Linked DNA regions of Homo sapiens: region 1 is linked to region 2. A link is a loop called in an ENCODE intact Hi-C map of the cell type or tissue named here. Cell type or tissue: dorsolateral prefrontal cortex. All regions are shown on one strand. Links, peaks and the distances in the headings refer to the core of each region. The heading gives the core; the rest is flanking DNA. Region 1 overlaps TNR (tenascin R). Region 2 overlaps TNR (tenascin R).

What was found. Peaks named below come from ENCODE experiments on the same cell type or tissue, not always from the same donor. Only the 100,000 strongest peaks of a DNase experiment are listed, where the experiment ranks them.
Region 1: a loop joins it to region 2, with 2.6 times the contacts of the local background. A loop is called at or near these places in 37 of 110 quality-filtered maps.

Annotation. Positions count from the first base shown.
Region 1 is chr1:175,729,195-175,739,810 of GRCh38, forward strand. The region is part of intron 1 of TNR (tenascin R); the gene reads right to left. Among named protein-coding and RNA genes, the nearest start is that of TNR, 9.1 kb to the right of the region's middle. In dorsolateral prefrontal cortex, for the core only: no CTCF peak of the experiment used is centred there; DNase peaks (open chromatin) are centred at 2,539 and 5,589; H3K27ac peaks cover 357 bases.
Region 2 is chr1:175,488,595-175,499,210 of GRCh38, forward strand. The region is part of intron 2 of TNR (tenascin R); the gene reads right to left. Among named protein-coding and RNA genes, the nearest start is that of TNR, 250 kb to the right of the region's middle. In dorsolateral prefrontal cortex, for the core only: no CTCF peak of the experiment used is centred there; DNase peaks (open chromatin) are centred at 5,296 and 5,673; H3K27ac peaks cover 5,044 bases.

The sequences.
Region 1 (10,616 bases), core at 1,745-9,744, 240 kb after region 2:
TTATTAGGTGCTCAGCCACAGTATAAATGCCCCCATTTGAATTGCTGACACGCAAATCAATAGGGAAGCATTTTCCTGGAGTGGAGCCCCTGGCATGGGAGCCTCCCAGCCTCATCCTCTTTCCAGAAGAGAAGGGATTTAATAAGCAGAATGGACAATTTTCTTAAATAAGCCACAGTTAGAGCAAACAGAATGAGCATTCAAGTTTCTGGTGTAAGGCCTCTCTCTCTCTCTCTCTCTCTGTCCCCCTTTCAAGACAGGGTCTTGCTCTGTCTCCACGCCAGAGTGCAGTGGTGAGATCATAACTCACTGCAACGTCGAACTTCTGGCCTCTAACGATCCCCTACCTCAACCTCCCAAAACACTGGGATTACAGGCATAAGCCACCATGCCTAGTCTCTTCCTTCCTCCCTCCCTCCCTTCCTTTTCTTTCATTCATTTATTTCTGTATCTCTCATTCTCACTAAACAATCTTGCCTTTAATCTCTATATTACCAATTTGAGTGGTGTCATTTTTATGAAACTATCTAGAATGAATGAATCAGCATGGGTGGCTGGGAACTGGCCTTAGGTTGTTAAAACAAGAAGAGCACAGCATCCCCTGGAATTCTACTGAAGATGGGGAATCTGGCAGCTATGTGGGTCCCATCTGCTCACCCCAAGTCCCTCCATCACTCTCGGACTTGGAGATCTTGCATAAAAAGTGTGACTAATATAAAAGAGCATCTCAATCGTCAATAAAATTTAGTTAAGCTGCTCCTGTAATTCTCTGATGAAAGAGGCAACAAGCTTGCATCCTACAACATAGCTTAAGATCTCATGCCTAAGGTACTCTGAGCAGCTGGTAATTCTCCCCATGAGTATCCTGAAAGGAAGACCAAATTCCAGTCTCCTTTTTCAGTATCATCTCTCACCATTCTCACTACCGCCTGCATGAAGGCCCAATGCTTCTCTGTTCCAGCCACATCACGTTTCTCGGTTACCTTCCAATATGCCTTTTCTAGGACCCCGAGCCTTTGCATATGCTGTTCTTTCTACCGGGAGTGCCCCTTCTGGGTTGGCAAAGCCCTACGCACACTTAACCTGCAACCCACCTGCCATCTCCTTTGTGGAACTTAATAAGATACCCTGAGCAGAATGAGTCACCCTTCCCTTGACTCCACTCCTACCTGACACAGCTGGTTCCTAGACATTAGCACAATGCTAGGAAGTTATCTTTGTGACTCCCCCTCTACTCCAACCAGATTGGGAGATCCTCAAAGACAGGGAACCATCTGTCACTCAACTTCACATCCAGTCTTTAATGAAATGACTGGCAGAGAGTAGATCTTTAATAACAGCTTGTTGAAATAGAGAACACTGGATGAAAACCCATTTGTTCATTCACTCAACCAATATTTACTGAATGCCAACAGAATTCCAGGCTGGGAATGTAAGTGTGAATAAGACAGAGAATGTCTTTATTCTCACCAGGTTTATATTCTATTGGGAGGGAACGGACAATAAGGAAGAAATAACATACATATATACTATGTTGGCTGGTGATAAATGTGATAAACAAAAATAAAGTGGGAGAGTGGTGACAAGGAGAGCTATTTTAGATAAGAGTACTATGGTGGGCTTCTCTGTGGAGCTAACATTTGAGGCTACTGACCTGCTGCACACACAGGCTTTGTCTTCTGTGGTTAGTGGAGGAATGAGGTAGAAGCTGCTTCCTTTGCAGTGGACATGCTGGGTGACTCAGGTTCCCAAGATGTCTGTCCGGGGGCAGAAAGCCAAGGCTATTTGACTTAAAGGAAGCTTGGCCTCTATAGCATTCAGCACTAAGCTACTAAGGAAGCTACCTCAGAACATATTGTAGTAATAAGAGGACCTGAGAGGCCTGGTGCCAAAGTCTCTAAATGACACCCCAGGCCCTGCCCAGTATCCACAGAGATACTGCAGAGCCCATGAAGCTGGTTCTGTCTTCTGGCCATTGGAACAGTGGGTCTTCTTGACCTTCGTGATTTCAATCACCAGCCCAATTACAGGACAACAAAAGGAACCATAAATGGTTCAACTGAAAAGTGCGAGTTAGTATGGTTGCGATCTCAATTCTGTCACTGTTGCCCTGTGCTATCTTGGGCAAGTCACTGAAACTCTATAGTAATTCTACCATCTATAAATTGGCAGTAATCAATAGCAATTATTTTGCTTACCTTCACCAATGGTTGTGCAGATCAAATATAGTATATAACTATGAAAAGTATAAAGCACAAACAAAATGCAGGAAATTATTCTTTCTACTGGGGGAATAAACATTTTCAGAGTACCTATTAAGTGCCCGGAGTCCTATATATGTTGCCTTATTCAATTTTCACAAAATTATGGACAGTAATTATTATTCCCATGTTAAAGACTAGAAAATGAAGGCTCAGAGAGGCTCAATGATTTCATTAAGGAGGCACGGCGGGCAGAGCCAAGATTCTGGTTCAAGTTCACTGTTCCCAGATCTCACGCTTACCCTGCATCCTGCTGCCTGTGGGTAGTTGTTCCAAGACTGGCATGGGTTCTCAGCTCTGAATCACCTTACCCAGAGCTGTGATGTGCCTCCCCACCAACTGTTTCCGCTCAGCATCTGATGCAAAAGCTAAACCCTAGCTTCTAACCCAGCCTGCACTGGGGTTCTCAGGCCTGCCCAGACCCCAGTGCATCTCCTCTGGTAGGAATCTGCCTCTTGGCATGGTTTGCTGCTGTGTCTGGCATGTTGTGGGTGGCTATAAAGTGCTGAACATTCCACCTGCTTCTTCTGCTGACACCCTGCTGTCATCTCCATCTCTGACTCCAGAGCAGGAATGTGCCTGGGCTGCCCCTGCATTGCCCCATATCCCCACCAGCACTCCCTGCCTCCCCTTGAATCTTCTGGAGGCTCTGGCTACCATTAGGGTTCAATTTATGGCCTCACAGCTCAACAAGAAACCTCCACAGGAATAAATTGGGCTTGGCTGTATCTGCCTTCCATATTCCTGCCCAGCTGGACCATCATTTCAGAATCCATTTTAGAAATTTCATTTTTTGTGATGGCAGATCAGAGTTAAAAGAAGTGGCCCACAAGTGGATGAGTAGTTACAGCTTTGGCCCAGATAATCCCCAAAGTGAATAAGCCACAAAGTGAATGAGGCTTTTGTGGATAGATGAGAATTGACACTACCTTGTGAGACTGGATGAAGGAAAACCCATTTAAGAAAACTCACTTGCTTTGGACCTGGATTCTTTTCTCATCTTGAGAGAGTTAGATGGGGCTTTGTTTAAAAACCAGAATGACTCCCCAAGGAAGGGGGTAGGACTGGCAGAACCAAGCTCCAGAGAGAAATAGTGACTGCTCTGGTCTTACTTTGAACCTGACCTTTGTGGTTCAAACCAAGCTTATAAGGACTGTCATTCTCCAGCTCCTTGTGTCATTCTCTGGCAGTGGGGAACCTGGAAGGTTTCTGAGTGATGCTCAGAGACAGCATAGTCATTAGGTACACAGAATCCCTGGGTTCAAATTCTGGCTCTGCCATTTGTCACGTGTCTTCAGGCAGGTTTTGTAAACTTTGTGTCTTGGTTTCCTCACCTGTGAAAAGGGGTTAATAACAGCACCTCATTCCAAAAGGGATTGTTGAGATCAGTTAGTTTCTATACATGAAGTACTTAGATCATTGCCTGAAAATAGTTTTTGTCATGTAGATGTTAGCGATTATTTTGCTACTGAAAATAGAGGTGGAGCTATTTTGGGACCCAGTTGGTGATTTCTAAATCCAGGAGATCCTAAACATCCCCAAATCAGATCTCAGGTAACCATTTGCCACAGTGCCTCCTTCATCACTGGCAGGCCTTGGTCAGGCCAGTTGCTGAGCCTGGCTCTGGAGTGAGATGCAAAACGTTAGAAGTAAAAATGCTATTTTCCCTCTCGCAGGCTTTTGCCACTGGCAAATAATCTCTTTAGCAATATTTGACCTTAAGAACTTAAAATGAAAAGGTCAAAACATTTCAAGGAGTGGGAACCGGGTCCCTTCCCAGATTTCCCACTGTCACAGAGTTAGTGAATGTCAGTTGTGGTTGCCAGAGGCCCACAGGACCCCCCTCCCATAAGAAATAGCGAAAGCAGTGGAACAGGGTGAGTGCAGAGAGAGAGACAGGTCTCTGCACTTCTCACTGTCTCCTGGGCCTTCAGCCACAAAGAAGGATGCTGCTTGGGAGGGCTCTGTTGGGTCAGAGTGAAGACACGGCCGGAGAAGTCACCCCAGGCCCTCTTGGGGGCTTTCATCCCTTTCCCTCCCAGTCTCCAAGAATGGCTGCCTGAGTTTCTCATTCTCACTAAATTAAGCTGACAAAACACAAACGAAAAAAAGGGGTAGGGGTAGAGGGGAGGGCATGGCACACTCTTGCTTTGCATTTTAATAACTCAGGCACAGTGCCTCAGACCATTTTTAATGAGAGATTGACTGATAGTGGTCTCCTCCCCACACCCTACTCGGAACAGATCAGGGTCTGGATCAACAGCATGCTTTCCTCCCCTCCAGAACATCTCACCTGGCCCCGCTCCTGGTTGGAGGGTGGCCCACAATGAAACTTAAGCCCTTGGCATGATTTGCTGGCCTCTCGAGGGTCCAGTCTGGAAGGGCATCCCTAGTCACCCAAGACACACTTCCCAGGGAAACCATGCCCTGGTGAGCTACACTCCTGCTTCTTGCCTTGTGAGGGAGTCAGTTATGAGGACATAGCCAGGCCCACCAAGGGCAACTTCATGGAGATAAGAGCTATCTTATTTGGTCAGCCAACCTTCCCTTGAGCTCAGAGGCCTTGCAGCCAGGGATTGCTGGTGACAGTATGAGAAGGGAACAGGGCTCAAGGCCACTGCCTGTCTCAAGAATGCAATGTCTTGTTCCTGCAGCCAGCCTCAGGCCAAATAGGGCCTCCCCACTCCATGGGGAGAATGTATGTCAACATATATTGACATAGATGAGGGCAACCTTGTGCCCCTGATCTCCAGCCTCAAAATACACCCTTCCTGCCTGAAATTCCCAAAAAATGAGTTCTCTATTAATTGCAGAATCTGTATGTGCTAAGGGCTGTTGTAAGTCTTTTTGTAGAAAATGACATCTCATTTAAAAGACATGGCTATTCTGAGAGGTAGGAGCTATTTACCCCATTTGATGGGTGAGGAAACTGAGGATCAGAGAAGTCAATGGATTTCCCCACGTCTCCACAGCTAGTAAGTGGCAGAGCCAAGATTCAAACTCTTGTTGGGCAGAGTTTCATCGACTGTTTCTGCCTGGCCAGCATGGGCAGCAGGGGATGCAAGGTCAGCGGAGACACTTAGAGGGTGGAGCTGGTCAGGTGGGCTTTGCAGTCACATCCCATCTGGAGCTCTGAGGAGCAGGAACCTGGCAGCTTCCAAGGTAGATGAAAAGCTGACCTGCCTCAAATTGTTTTATTTAAAGCCAGGCTTCTGACTGTTTGAAGCCGCTTGGTTTTGGCAGTGCTTTTCCCTTTTTCTCTTTTTTCTTCCTGTTTTTAAACAGCCCTCGCAGAAAAGGGGAGTGCATCATTGCTGGGCGCCTCACTTGCAGATGCTCAAAAGACCTCTGTCCCTCCCACCCCATGGCTGGCTCCAGAGCAAGGCAGCTGGGCTGCGTGTGAGCGAGTGGGCACACGTGCTCACAGACAGCTCTCATTTGCAGAAAGACAGGAAGCCCTGTATTGATCTGCACCTGAAGTGTAGATACAGATGAAGTATTTTGCTTTTATAGTGAGTTTCACCAGCATTAAACTTCATTTATATCTCTATAAATATATACGGCTTTGAATGGGAGGCTTTACAGCTTGCCTTATAAGTTCCATCTCTCTGTGGCACAGACTGGGTCACCGTGAGGAGACAGTCCCTTTATAGGTGGCTCTGGCCTCTGCCCTTTTCAACACAGCCATTTGCAGGGCTTTCATCTGGTGTTCAGGGCCCTGTCTGTCTGCCCAGCTGGACATCTCTCCTCCCAGCACCTGGATAGACATGGGCTCTCCAGCCCTGGCGCTGCCCTCTCCTCTGTCTGCCTGTGCCCTGTCACCCCTGGCTCACAGCTGGCCAGTTGGGAGGAGGGAAAGAGGGCACCGTGACTGTCAGCTGATCTGCTCTCCACACCTGTCCCTGGGCCCAGCCACCACAGCTGACCTTGGTATTGACAAATTCACAGGGGACATCATGAGGTACTTACACAGGACAAGCTGGCAAAATCTGGCTTATTAGGGTATATGTTTTACAGAAATCCATTTAGATAAACAGGCTATCCACACAAACGCCAGCACTCAGTGGCCACAAGCCTTACAATACTTCACGAAGCAGGCAGCAGCTTCTGTCCCGATGCACTTGTGGAGATAAATTCAAAGTAATCTATATAAACTCAAGCCTTTGAAATTGCACAATGTCAAAAAATTCAAACAATTACTCTAGCCCAGCCAGGAGGTGGTTGTTAGATGTTCTTCTTATGGAAAACAAAATTATAAAGGAAGGGAAAATGTTTCATAAATAAAATTCAGAATGGTAGAAGAACCTGGAGGGAGGGGAAGGTAGAAAAAAGGAAACCCAAGTGTTCATGGTCTCTGGCTGACTGCAGAATAGGGCTCGGAAACCCTCCTTAAGGCTCAAATTAATTTCAGTCTAGTACAATTTCAAGGTAATTAATTGGGAAGAGGCATCTTTCAGGTATTTAAAAATATCAGATTGGCTCTTGGTACTAAAAGAGTAGGAGAAAAAATAGCCAACACATGCTTCTAAAATCAAGGTGATGTAAAACAAGGGCCAACCCAACCCATTAGCACTTGAGGAGCATATAAAATTCGGGTCAACCCAATAATTGCTAGCTTGTTGAAACACCAAGTACCCCAAGCTGCACCCAGTCCCCAGGCCATATTAAATAGCAAGTGGCACAATCTGGGCTAGAGGACATGTTCCATGACAGACACTGTCCCAGGGACTTTGTACTCATGCCTCATTTAATTCTCACAAAAAAAACTTAAGGAAGATGTGGTGGGCCGGGCGTGGTGGCTCACGCCTGTAATCCCAGCACTTTGGGAGGCCAAGGCGGGTGGATCACGAGGTCAGGATATCGAGACCATCCTGGCTAACATGGTGAAACCTCATCTCTACTAAAAATACAAAAAATTAGTGGGGCGTGGTGGCCGGTGCCTGTAGTCCCAGCTACTTGGGAGGCTGAGGCAAGAGAATGGCGTGAACCCGGGAGGCAGAGTTTGCAGTGAGCCGAGATTGCGCCACTGCACTCCAGCCTGGACGACAGAACAAGACTCTATCTCAAAAAAAAAAAGATGTGATGATCTCTATAGGCTTTTCGGGGGTGAGGGAGGGTGAGGGAAAGAGGGGATGTGTAGGAATTTGAAGTCCAGTTTCCTGTTAATAACTCCCCAGGTCTTGCTTCTTGATGCCTTTGCCCCATGGGTTCTGTGTACATGTGGCCCAGAGCAGGGATGACTAAGATACAAGCAGCAGAGAGAGTGGAAGAACTTAGTCTCTGTCCAGGTGCTTCTGCTTATAATCCCAATACTTTGGGAGGCCAAGGTGGGAGGATCACTTAAAGCCAGGAATTCAAGACCAGCCTGGGCAATATATCAAGACCTCCATCTCTACAAAAAAAAAAGATCAAAAAATTAGCTGGGCATGTAGGTACATGCCTGTAGTCCCAGATCCTCAGGGGGCTGAGGTGGAGGGATGGCTTGAGTCCAGGAGGTAGAGTCTATGGTGAGCCATGATCACACCACTGCACTCCAGCCTGAGTAACAGAGTGAGATCCCATCTCAAAAACAAAGCAAAGCAAAAAGAAAAACAAAAATAACAACAACAACAACACAAAGTAGGCTCTGTTCCAAACAGATTTGGTTGAAAACCAGCCCTGCCACCTACTAGCTGTGTGGCCTTGGGCAAGCACGTTAGCCTCTCTGAACCCCTCAAGAGCTTGGTTTTATAAAATGTGAGCGCTTTATAAAAACTTTCTGATTTTCTGTTGGTTCTGTTCAACCCAGAAGAAAGTCATTTAGCATCACTATGCCTCAGTTTTTTCACCTGTAAAACGGGGACAATAGTATATATCAAAATGTTTTACTCACTAAATGATGTAAAGTATTCAAAATGTTCATTAATAGTCATGACAGAAAACATTTATTAAGGGCATTCTCTGTGCCAAACACTTGGCCAAAGTTTATAGTAAGCACTCAGTAAGTGTTGACTAGCTTTATCATTAAGCCATAGAAAGACCCAAGCTTCCAGGGCCCAGGAATGTGAATTTTTAGGTGGACTAGGGTCAAAGACCAAATTCCAGCCCAGAGATGTTGCCAAGCTTTTGTCAGATGTTAGCCACCCTGGGTTGATAATGTCCTAGGACCAATGTTCCAGACTTCCCCCTTTGTCTTTCCTCATACCATGCAGTTTGAGGAGGACACATCCAGATTTAAATAACCACAACTTCCTCCTGGGTCCTGGTAATAAACCTTTATTGAGTCATTTACAGCCACAGCATGAGATGTTATTATAGAAGCCAAGTTGGGGTGCCCTTGGCAGTGCCCTGCTCTAGGATAGGGGTCCCGAGGAGACCAGGCTGGAACCCTTCAATAAACTAATGGGTCTGTTGGCTCATTTGTCCCTGACCCCAGAACTCCTTCCCCCATTATGAAGTTTCACCTTGTAATACATAACCCAGAGACGTGCTCCCCAAGGGTGAGGGCTGCACCTCTTCCTGCCTGCTAGTACCTCTCTGGCATAAGATTGGGGCACTTTGTTTAGCATCCATGCTCACTTAAACTTTGGCTGTTGTACAGATTAGCAATGAGAGTCTGAATATAGAAGATAAATCTGATTCATTCATGTGCACCAGCCCCAAGTATCCTCCTCCGTTTGCCTCCAAGAAGCCACCTGCTTGAACGTCATAGGGAAAGTGTACAATTTTAACTCATGGGAGTGTCATGACAAGAAAGTTTCCTTTTCTTACTTGATTGGAGAGTAAAGCAGAGGCAATTGGCAAGAATTAAAGGAGGGGAATAGGAAACAATGCAAGCGTCCATTAATGGATGGATGAATAAACAAAATGTGGTACATACATACAGTGGAATATTATTCAGCCATAAAAAGGAAGGAAGTTCTGACACATGCTATAGCATGGTTGAACCTTGAGGACATTATGCTAAATAAAATGAACTGGCTACGAAAGGACAAATATTGTATGATTTCACTTACATGTAGTACCTAGGATAGTCAGGTTCATAGAGACAGGAAGAAGTTGCCAAGGGCTGGGGGAGGAGGAAATGGAGAATTAGCGTTTACTGTGTACAGAGTTTCAATTTGGAAAAATGAGAAAGTTCGGAAAATGGATGATGGTGATGATGGTTGCATACAATGTAAATGTACTTAGTGCCATTGAACTATATTTTTAAAAAGGAGGGAAAGAGAAAAAAACAAGGTTGCTTGAATTCCCTTTGCCAATTGGCATATTATCAGCTTGCTGTGTTCAAAATTTACCAATACAGTCGTAATTCAAAGTCACGTTTCCAAGGCTAAGTATAGTGGTTCTTATATATGATGGGAAATAGCTTTTGAACAATCCCATTCCAATTCCACCTTCCCCACTGGACTGTCTCTTAAGGAGATGAAACTCTAGTTAGGTAGGAAATCTCATCTTTATTAGCATAGCACATCATCAAAATGAGGCAAAAGTGTATCTCTGCGCTTCTGCCGAATCATCTACTGGAATTGGCTTGTGGGCATCGTTCAACTTTGTATTTCTGTATTAGGGAGTCCTCACTTTGGCTGTCTTCTAACTTTCCATGACATGGTGGTTTAGCAACCAACACTTTACTCTGTGGGATCCCAGCTGGCAGAAGTGACTCAGGAGCCTTCCCCTAAAAGAGCTGGCTGGGTGCACTGAGTGCATTCTCAAAGGCAGGTGACCCCAGAAAGAGGCAAAACCCTGGAAGAAGGTGTTATAATAAGGTCTCCAAATGGAAGGAGGCAGAGGACATCAGCAACCTCTGAACATGTAAATAGGTCTGTGACCTACCTGGACACATTTTAAGCTCTACTAAAGATTCTAATTTACTGATTAATCTGCCAGAAACTCTGATTTCCTTGTGGAAGACCCTATGTACAAACGGTGCACGAGATTCCCCATCTTTATCCAGTGGCCCTTAAATGAGGGACAGAGTAGAAGAGAATTGGACAGGCAAGGTGTCCAAACTGGTTATATATATTTGTACGTGTGTGCTGATACCACACATGCACACACATGCACACACACACACACGCACGCACACACACACACATTCACCAAAGTTACCAAACCTTCTGATAACTCCGTTACTTCTTAATGGTAAAATGCAAGAGTACTACCTCACCCAGCCCACAACCCAGGGACGGAAGCAGGGTGAATGGAGACATCCCTGCATAGAGCTATGTTGGTACATGGGTCTCTGTAAGTGGCTTCTGGTTCTAAATTTACTCTTAAATAAAGAGAAACGGCACCCTCCTCAGCCATGACCTTTGTGGATAGGACTCAATTTCATGGTATAAGCTCTATCACAATGAACTCTCCTCTTTCTTT
Region 2 (10,616 bases), core at 1,552-9,551:
GGGTCCAGCTTTAAATGCTTCCAGGCACTGCTCTCCAGGAAAGTCACTTGGGTGAAGACACTGAATATTGATCCCCAGCTGCCACCGAAGTTCTACTATGGGCTAGTGCACATGTCACTTAAGGAAAAGCAAGAAGATGAAACTCCCAGAATCCCCCTGCCACTGTGAAAAGCTCATATATCAAGTGAAAAACAGGGAATAAGAAGGGAGTATTTTTGCCAGGTCCCCGAAGGGTGGATGGGGCAAGGGTTGTGGAATAGGTGAGGGAGGAAGGGTGCCTGCACTTTGAGAAAAGGTCAGAAAGGATAGAAAGCTTGGAGTAAAGGAACAGTAATCCTGAGGACAAAGGCATGTTCAGAATTTATGGGTTTTGAATCTGCAAGTGAATTTAAAGTCTACCGCGGGTGGGTTGTGGTGAATGTGCCACAGCCCCAGAATTTCAGGTCATTCCTTTTAATTTACTTGTTTGCAGCTACACAATAGTTTAGATGCCCTTTCAATGCTGTAAGGATGGAAAAAGGTGATATGATTATCCCCGCTGAATATGTGGGCAAACGAAGCCTCCCTCCAAAAACTTAACAGTCCAAGATCACCCGGGGCCCAGCCAGGAATGGAACCTAGAACCTCTTGAATTCTAGCTCCTTCCCTTCCACTTTGCTCACAAAGGGCACATCCACTTCTGAGTGCATAACTCATGTGGTCCCCAGGTACTCTGCCATCTCATGCAAGAAAGACTGTTCCACTCCACAGATGGAGGTTAGATACGGTCATAGCTGCCATCCTCGATGGGGAAAAGTTAGGGGCTGTTACAGTCACCTTTAGGGTCTGTACAAAGAATTTGATCATCCCAAACACCCTGTGAATCATGGTTGCTGAGCCAAGCTGGACAGCGTGTGATTTCCTTCAGAAGGGCTAAGACTAGAGTGAAGAAGGCACCTTCCTGGGGAGACCATGTAACCTTATTCTCTGCCCTGTGGTCTCTTTGCCCTGGGAGACCTGAAACACTAGGGCTCATGGGAGGAAATTGTTAGCTATTTGATGTTGTGAACATCAACAAGAGAATGGTGATAGCAAGCTGAATGCCCTTGTGTTTGACAGGCTTGGTGTTTAATAACATTTGCCATTCAGAGTCTGATATTTTTCTGAGTTTTACATCTGTTTTTTACATCACTTTTTAGAAAGTTGAAATCCTATATACATACATATACATATATGTACACACATACTTTTTTCCAACTTCAACCGAAAGAACTATACATTTTCAATCCATGTTATATAGGTTTTTTATGAACATAATAAATTCAAATACCTGAATAGCCAAGACAATCCTAAGCAAAAATAACAAAGCTGGAGGCATCATGTTACCCAACTTCAAAATATACTACTAGGCTACAGTAACCAAAACAGCATGCTATTGGTACAAAAACAGACACGCAGACCAATGGAACAAAATAGAGATCTCAGAAATAAGATTGCATATCTACAACCATCTGATCTTTGACAAGCCTGACAAAAACAAGCAATGGGGAAAAGATTCCCTATTTAATAAATGGTTCTGGGAGAACTGGCTAGCCTTATGCAGAAAATTGTAACTGGATCCCTTCCTTCCACCATATAAAAAATTAACTCAAGGTGAATTAAAGACTTAAATGTAAAACCCAAAACTATAAAAACCTTAGATGAAAATCTAGGCAATACCATTCAGGACACAGGCACAGGCAAAGATTCCATGATGAAAATGCGAAAAGCAATTGCAACAGAAGCAAAAATTGACAAATGGGATCTAAGTAAACTAAAGAGCTTCTGCACAACAAAAGAAACTATCAACGGAGTGAACAGACAACCTACTGAATGGGAGAAAATTTTTGCAATCTATCCATCTGACGAAGGTCTAATATCCAGAGTCTATAAGGAACTTACACAAATTTACAAGAAAAAACCAATCCCATTAAAAAGTGGGCAAAAGACATGAACAGACACTTCTCAAATGAAGACATTCATGTGGCCAAAAAACATATGAAGAAAACCTCAACATCACTGATCATTAGAGAAATGTAAATCAAAATCACAATGAGTTACCATCTCACACAAGTCAGATAGCTATTATTAAAAACTAAAAAAAAATCAGATGCTAGCAAGATTGTGAAGAAAAAGGAACAATTTTACACTGTTGGTGGGAGTGACAATCAGTTCAACCATTGTGGAAGACAGTGTGGCAATTTCTCAAAGACCTAGAGGCAGAAATACCATTTGACCCAATAATCTCATTACTGGGTATATACCCAAAAAGATATAAATCATTCTATTACAAAGATACATGTATGTGTATGTTTATTGCAGCACTATTCACAATAGCAAAGACATATAATTAACCTAAATGCCCATCAATGATAGACTGGATAAAGAAAATGTAGTAGGTATATACCGTGGAATAATATGTAGCCATAAAAAGGAATGAAATTATGTTCTTTGCAGGGACATAGATGGAATTGGAAGCCATTGTCCTCTGCAAACTAATGCAAGAACAGAGAATCAATCACTGTATGTTCTCACTTATAAGTGGGAGCTGAATGATGAGAACACATGGGCACATGTGGGGGAACACACACACTGGGGCCTGTCAGAGGGGAGCTTGGGGGAGGGAGATCATCAGGAAGAATAGCTAATGGATGCTGGGTTTAATACCTAGGTGATGGGATGATCTGTGTAGCTAACCACCATGGCACCTATTTACCTATGAAACAAACTTGTGCACCTAACACATGTACCCCTGAACTTAAAATAAATGTTAAAGAAAAAAATAAATTCAAATGTTAAATTTTCTTCTTCTCTTCACAGAATCCTTTTAGCACATGACCTCCTGACTTCTTTACCTGCTTACAGGGAGAAAGGCTGAACTATGATGATTTAGTCATTTTTACAAATGAGCAGTAAAGGGTCAGAATTACACAAGTTAGTGGAAGCATCTAGACTTTCTGAGTTAGATAATGCACTTTCTACCATAGCACAAGCATCTGTGTAATTATGTCTAAATTTCCAGGCCCAGACTTTTTTTTTTTTTTTTTTTTTTTTTGAGATGGAGTCTCGCTCTGTTGCCCAGGCTGGAGTGCAGTGGCGTGATCTCCGCTCACTGCAAGCTCTGCCTCCAGGGTTCACGCCGTTCTCCTGCCTCAGCCTCCTGAGTCGCTGGGACTATAGGCACCCACCACCACACCCGGCTAATTTTTTGTATTTTTAGTAGAGACGGGGTTTCACTGTGTTAGCCAGGATGGTCTCGATCTCCTGACCTCGTGATCCGCCCGCCTTGGCCTCCCAAAGTGCTGGGATTACAGCGTGAGCCACCACGCCCAGCCAGGCCCAGACTTTTAAACGATAAACTTTTTCATAGTTGGTTCCATGAATTATTTAAAAGTTTCATGAAGGAAGACCACTCATTGTGGCCAAAGGCCATTGATGGCAATCAGACAAGGGATCCAAATTCAGGCCTCCTAGTAACTATTTCCATAAACAACTTTGCTTTCCTGCTCAATGAACAAACAGATTTCATCAAAATTTTGGAGGAAAAAAAAGGAGCATTTATTCTTCAGTCTTTCCCCCCTCTGGAGAAAGCCCAAGTTTGTTTTGTCTATTGGTTTTGAATATTGCATGTGCTACTATCATTTATGAGAGCCATTTAGTGATCAGATTGCATGTCTCCCTTGTTTAGGTAGTTCTGCAGATGGACTGGCATTTGCTTGCATACAGCTGTGCACATCTGGCATGCAGGTGGGTTTTCTGATAGGCTAGCTTGCTTACAAAATGATTTCTTCTGGGAATGAAGAGGAGAGATTGCCCAAGGCCTGAGATGAAGCCGTCCACAAGCTTGGACACTGATTTGTTTCTAACAAAGGTTTTCTGAGCAGGGTAGTTTGGGAAAGATGATGAGAAGCATACACCTAGAAAACGAGCGGTCACAGAGTTCCCATCCCCAAAGGCAGGTGTGTGTCAAGGCCTAAGTTGATTTTTGGGGGGCCTGAGAGAGTTTGGAGGGTTAATGCTCTAGTCAAAACTATATCTATGGATATTTATGGATGAAATGACATGATAAGTTAGAATTGCTTCAAAAAAATCCTACGTGGGTGTGTGTGGGAGTGTGGGGAATGGGGTTTAGGGATGCAACAAGAGAGATGTTGGGTTGATGATTTTTATAGAGGAGTGATTAGTACATGGGGTTCATTGACAATTCACTCTATTTTTATGTATTTTTGAAATTTTCTAGAATCAAAAGTTAAAAACAAAATCTGTTCCCACATATGGGCCTCCAGAGGCACATTTAATCCTGATAGACTTCTTGTTAATTCTAGGTAGTGGATGGCTGGTGGGGTGCAGGCATGAACACAGGCAATACGAGGAGCAGGAGGTGGGTGGGTAGTCCCTCACACAGCCAAAGGAGGGAGAGTGGACTTGGCGCATTTCTCCTGTGACACATTATTCTCTGCTGTACCCGTCAGAAGGCAGGTGTCATTTCCTCATGCACCATAGCTGTCCCCTCTCCTCTCCTCTTCTCCTTGGCAATCTCTCCAAGATGCTCAGGGTTGCACGGAGCCCAGAAATGACCAGAAAAAGGGCTGGTAGAAACAAAATGGGTATTAATGCCACATTCTGTCAGAATTCCAAACCTAATCTAAGCTATAGCCCCAGAAAAGGAGAAAGGTGAAAGGGAACAGAAAGGTGAAAAAGTAAACCAAGAAACTGAGGAAGTTTTAGAAGAAATGCTCATCTTTTGGGAGAGAGACTTTCCCGGGCCATCTCCTTGCTAATAGAACATGCAGATGCCCAGCAGAAGTGAGAGGTGAGTGCCTCAGGCCACTAGAAGAGACCAGGGCGGCCTCTCTGGCCCTTGATGTGCTAGGAGGAGCTGGCTCCGCCCCACGCTCACCAGGAGAAGGTCATCCCCCGGATTTCTAACAGCTTTCATGGAGGAAGCAGCGGCTAGCTTTCCACAGGACAGCCTCTGCCAGGCCCCCTTCCGGACCCTTCCAAAACCAAAGGTGCTCCGCACTAAGCTTGTAAATGACCTTTCCATTCCCGACTCCGGTTGGTGTCTATGTTTAGCTTCCCTCCTTTCCTCCTGGGGACACTAAGGTGGGGGGTAGTGGTCCTGGCCCCAAGCCATGGGAGCCGGTGCCTGGGCAGCAAGGTGAGAGCACCAGCGGCTTCCAGAGAGTCCATATGGCTGCGTGGCCACAAATAGCTGCACCGACTTGAAAAAAACGCCCACTCCTCTGAAACACACTCTGTGTACTTGAGTCAGACACATTCTGTTCTCTCCCTTCATCCTGACAGGAGCCTCCGTGAGATCCACTCTCAGCTGAGGGGTCCCTACAACCTCTCTTCTTGAACGCCCACTCTCCCAACCTGTTTTTCTTTGTATCTGCTGCTCTCCCTGTGTCTTCCTCCCGCCTCTGACTCTATCCTGCATCCCGTTCCCATCTCTCTGGTCTGTGCCTCCTTTCCCGGATTCCTCCCACCAGCCTGTCACTGTGCCGCCCTTCTCTCCCTTCCCCACCCCGCCCCCTCCCGCCGGCCTCTCTCTGCTCCACACAGCTGGGCTCTCTGGGGATGTGGCTGTTTGGGCTGCAGTTCTATGGGCACAGGTGGCACTGGCAGATGCAAGTCCTTTCCATTCATGTGGGTAAACAGTAAACATTATATTAAAATATTCATCACCAGGCCCTCTGTCTGAATGTTAATCTGGGGCGGGAGCTGATTCATAGTCCCCGGCACCAGCTCCTGGGCAAAGCCCGACAGTGACGATGCAACTCTGCAGCAGTAGAGTGGTCAGGAGAGGTTGGCATGGGAGCAAAAGCATTGATTTTGCATTTGGTTCAAGAGTGATACACGGTGGAGCTTTCTGGCCAGAGAAACTGCCTGTCTACCTGGGGAGGACATGCTTTTGTAGGGCAGTCACTGACAGCTGAGCGCAGGTGGGCCTGAGCAGACCTGTAGAACAAGCAGGTATCTGACACTGGGCTCCTGGTTGCCTGTTTATCACTTTTGTATTTATATGTCTGGCTATGTGCAGAGCGCTAACAAGCCCGGTGGCTCCTTAAAAACCCACTGGTGATCTATTTGCTCTCTGTTGTTAACAGTGGCACACCATGTATCTGTTCCATTTCACAGTCAAAGCCTAGGAATCCTGCTGGATTCTGGACAATGCCTCAATGATATCGAAGAAAAATCTAGACTCTTTCTAAGGGATAGATTTTTGGAGGAAGGATGGCACACGGTTCTTAGTGTCTAAAACAATTCTTCATCAGGAACTTCTTTCCTATAATGAATCTAGATCCCTCATACTCCAGAGGAGTCGAAAACGGGTCGGTCATGGTCCTCTAGGTGAGACCCTTCATGTACAGGAGACCTCTATTAGCTCACACACTGTCTTCAGCGTTCACTTCTGCAGGCACGGCTGCATTCATTCATTCATTCATTCATTGCTCACCCACTCATTTATTTAATGACAATTATGGATTGCCTGCCCAGTGACTCATACTGGGCCAGGCAAGTGTGAAGAGACGAGTTGTCCTCCCAGGCTGCCCTTGAGAATTCACAGTCCAGTGCAGAAGATAGACAGATACATCATGCACAGGGCTAATTACTCAGTGCAAAGAGCTACGGGAACCCAGATGAGGGAGTGACAACACCTCACAGATGTTGTTTCAAGAGATTTTTGAGCTCCTCAAGGGCAAAGATCCTACTGTAGTCATATTTTTAATTTTAGTGGCTACACAGTGCCTGCTTCATAGTGAGTGCTCATGGAATGTTTGTTGAATGAATGAATGAAGGTTGTTCTTAGGACACAAAGATGTGAAAGATGATCCCTGCTATCCAGGGGCTTAGCTTTGTTAGGGAAACAAGAAATTATTGAAGGCATGAGTGAGCATGGGGCCCAACAGTCACCAAATTACTGAGATCTTCTAAATTTCCTTTCTATAATACCCCCACTGTACCCCATATGGGGATATCTAAGCACCCACAAAACTTTACAATATATTGTTTGTTGTCTGCCTCTCTAGCTGGACTACATGGGACCAAGCTCTGGGAATAGTACACCCTGTGGCCATTCCCTCAAGACACATCCATGACAATTACATGCTGTCTAACTGAACTTGTATATTGAGGCAGAGTGGTACTCATGATATCAGAAGTGCCGTTTGTGTGGCGAGAAGCTGGGACCTGCGTCAGGCATTTCACATAGGCAGTCACAATAATCCTCGCACACTCAAACTGTATCTTTTCGAATTCATTCAGGAGGCGGAGCAGAATTCAGAAGTCTTGCTAGAGTCCCTGAATATTACATTGTGTTACTTCCCCACATCCTGTCACCATGCCTCAGAGAAACACTGGATTATACTGCGGGGAGAGCCTTTCAACATCCTGCTGGCTGATGTTTAACATCCCACTCTTTTCAAGCCATTTTGGAATTGACGTGAAGAAGTCTTTGCATTGTTTCTCTATATAGAGAAATTCATGTTCTCGTGAGTTTTCCTGTTATTAAAATAGAAAGGCTCATCACTTTTATTTTTTGAGTGCCGGATTCCCACAGATACTAGAAAATGGTATCTGTGTCCCTGCTATTTTAATACTCCAGTATATATGCTACTGAGGTCTGTTGGAGTCAAATTCGTCTCACTAATTTAAATACCTTTCACCAGGTATTCCCCAACTTCTCCTTGTTTTCCCACCCTGCCAATCTGTGTTGATGTGCTACATATGTCTCTCTAATAACCTGGGTGGGAGCTCAGCGCACACATGGCTCCTTATTCCATGAAATAAGTAAAAATTAAAGTGCTGGCTGGCACGTACTCTTCTTGGTGACTCGGGGCTGCCATATGCAGAAGCATCTCTGGCACTGTTTACTGAAGTCTCTCATTTTCTGTCTTGCTGGGATCTGGGAATACTTTAAATATTCAGCTCGAGGTAGCGCTTAACATTTATTAACTGCTGATTCTGTGCCAGGCACTGGCCAAGGCATATCCACATTCATCTCACCCCCTACAAGACCATTCTGTGAGGCTATAAAATGGTCCTCATTTTATAAACAAGAAACTGAGGCTCCGGGCTGAAAGGAACTGGCTTCAAGTCTCCTAGCTGTTAAAAAGGGACACAGGAGTTCTCATCTAGTCTTCTGTGTTTTATAGACATCTGTATAGGGCTTACTGTGTTCTAGATGCCACTGTAAACATTTTACAAACATGAACACTTTTAATCCTCATAACAACCCTGTGAGGGAGGTAGTATCTGATGCTAACAGATAAGGAAACTGAGGCATACAGGAGTGGAATCACTGTCCTCATTTATCTAGCTGCAGCTCTCTGCTGCCTTTCCCCCGTAAGTCCTAGACTTCAAGTCATGCCTGTCCAGGCCAAGGGTGTTAGAGAGGAGATCCCAAAAGAACAAAGCTCATCCTGAGGCTAAAAAGCTCACTCTTTTCTGATTTTCTTAATTGTGATACTAATTGCATGGCTGTCTAGGCATTCTTCTTTTCCTCCTTGCTTTCTTTTAATAGTCCTTCAGGGGAAAAAAATGGTACTTACAACCTGATTTTCCAGAACGCATACTTTGCGGCCAGCCCTCTCTTTCCTCTTCCCTTCACTTCTCCTCGGTTTTGGTTTGGCGTGGGAGCAGAATCCGCTAACTCTGAGAGATCATGTGCTCCTCCGCTTGCCCCATCTCCCTCTCTCTCACCGTCAATTACAGCAAATGTCATTAATTTGAAAGGCAAGGGACCAGGAAGAATGGATTTTGAATTAACTAGTTCAAATAATCTGATATTTTTACTGGAGCATGACAGGGTATCCAGTTAGCTGGGGAACAACAATTGCTTCCAATTGTGCATTCTCTTGGATAAACCGATATCTGCTTAACAAGGTTTTTCTGTAAAGGGCAATCAAATAGTCATTTGTGTTTCACGGGGCTTCTGAGCCTGGATCCTAATGCCTAGGGCAGCTGCTGTTGTGCTGTTGTGTTGTACTGCCTTGTGGGAGAAATAGGCTTCCCCCTTCATGCAAGAAAGCATGCTTCTGGGACTCCCTGGGGCTCAGACATATTATCTGCCCTAGGCCCTCATCGGTACCATGAGTCGGTCCCTTGGATTCTTTAGTGTTAGGTAATAATCACCAGTGCTTATGTTAAACACCTCCTGGCTGGGCATGGTGGCTCACGCCTGTAATCCTAGCACTTTGGGAGGCCGAGGTGGGCAGATCATCTTAGGTCAGGAGTTTGAGACCAGCCTGGCCAACATGGTGAAACCCTGTCTCCACTAAAAGTAGAAAAATTAGCTGGGCGTGGTGGTGTGCACCTGTTGTCCCAGCTACTCAGGAGGCTGAGGCAGGAGGATCGCTTGAACTCAGGAGGTGGAAGTTGCAGTAAGCCGAGATCATGCCACTGCCCTCTAGCCTGGGTAACAGAGAGAGGCTCCATCTCAAAACAACAACAGCAACAACAACAACAACAACAAAAACAAAACAAAAAACAAACAAAGAAAACAAACAAACAAACACAAATCCTGCTTGGGTCTTGTAAAATTCCTGGTAGCAGAAATGACTAATGAGTCACCAAAAACTTGTGCAACCTCTTGCATAGTAAGAAACTGTTGCCAGGAGCAGCTGCCCCACTACAGGCTACATTATCCAGCCTCCTGGCATTCAGGGCCAGTTTTTGCTGATGGGATATGAGCCTGAGTGGTCTGTGTCACTCCCAGGGTGAGAAAGGAATGTAGGTGAGTCTTTCCCTTTCTTCTCTATCTGCTAGCTGGATACAAGGATTCTGAGGACCAGGGAATGGTGGAGCTATAATACAGAGAAAGAAGCCTTAGCCCCTTGGTCACCACAAAGAGGAAGACTGTCTGCTGATGAGAATACCCATACTGGGCTGGTATGAGAGAGCAAAATAGCCTTCTGTTGTGCAGCATCTATTTGTTCCCACAGCTCTTGTTAGCCTAACTTATGTGCCATCATCCCTCACTCTTCTATTCTTGTGTTTTTCTTCCTAGCATAGGCAGAAAAGGTCCATGCCCTAGTTTGAAGTTAAGCAGAGAAGGAATATGGTATTGGAGAAAACCATCGAGGGAGGGCATACATGCTGGAGAGCTGGCAGAGTGCAAGGAGGTGGGGATTCAAAACCTGACGATATAAAAGTCATCCCCTGGGCAGTAACTTAAGTGAGCTGCTTATCTGGTATGGTCAATTACCATGCAGCACATATAACCGTTAGTATCATCATCTATTAATAATATGCGCTATGTTAACGTGGTTGTAGTTGCATTTGATGATAGCATTAAACTGTTTGCTCTGCCTTCTGTTGCTCATATTCAGGCTACCACATTATGTGTAACAAGGTCATTTGGTCATACTTAAAAAGAAAAACAACAAGAGAGGCAACATTAACAGGAAAGAAAACCTATGAAAGTCGACATAGCACAAAGCACATGCCTCCGGCTTTGGCTCCTTCAAGGTTGATACTGTGTGGGATCTCGCCAATCACGAGTTTAGTTTCTGGCTTGTTTTTGTTTTTATTGTCAGCTCTTCCTTTCCAAATATATACAGAAGAGGCAAAAATATATTGCTTCAGAGTAG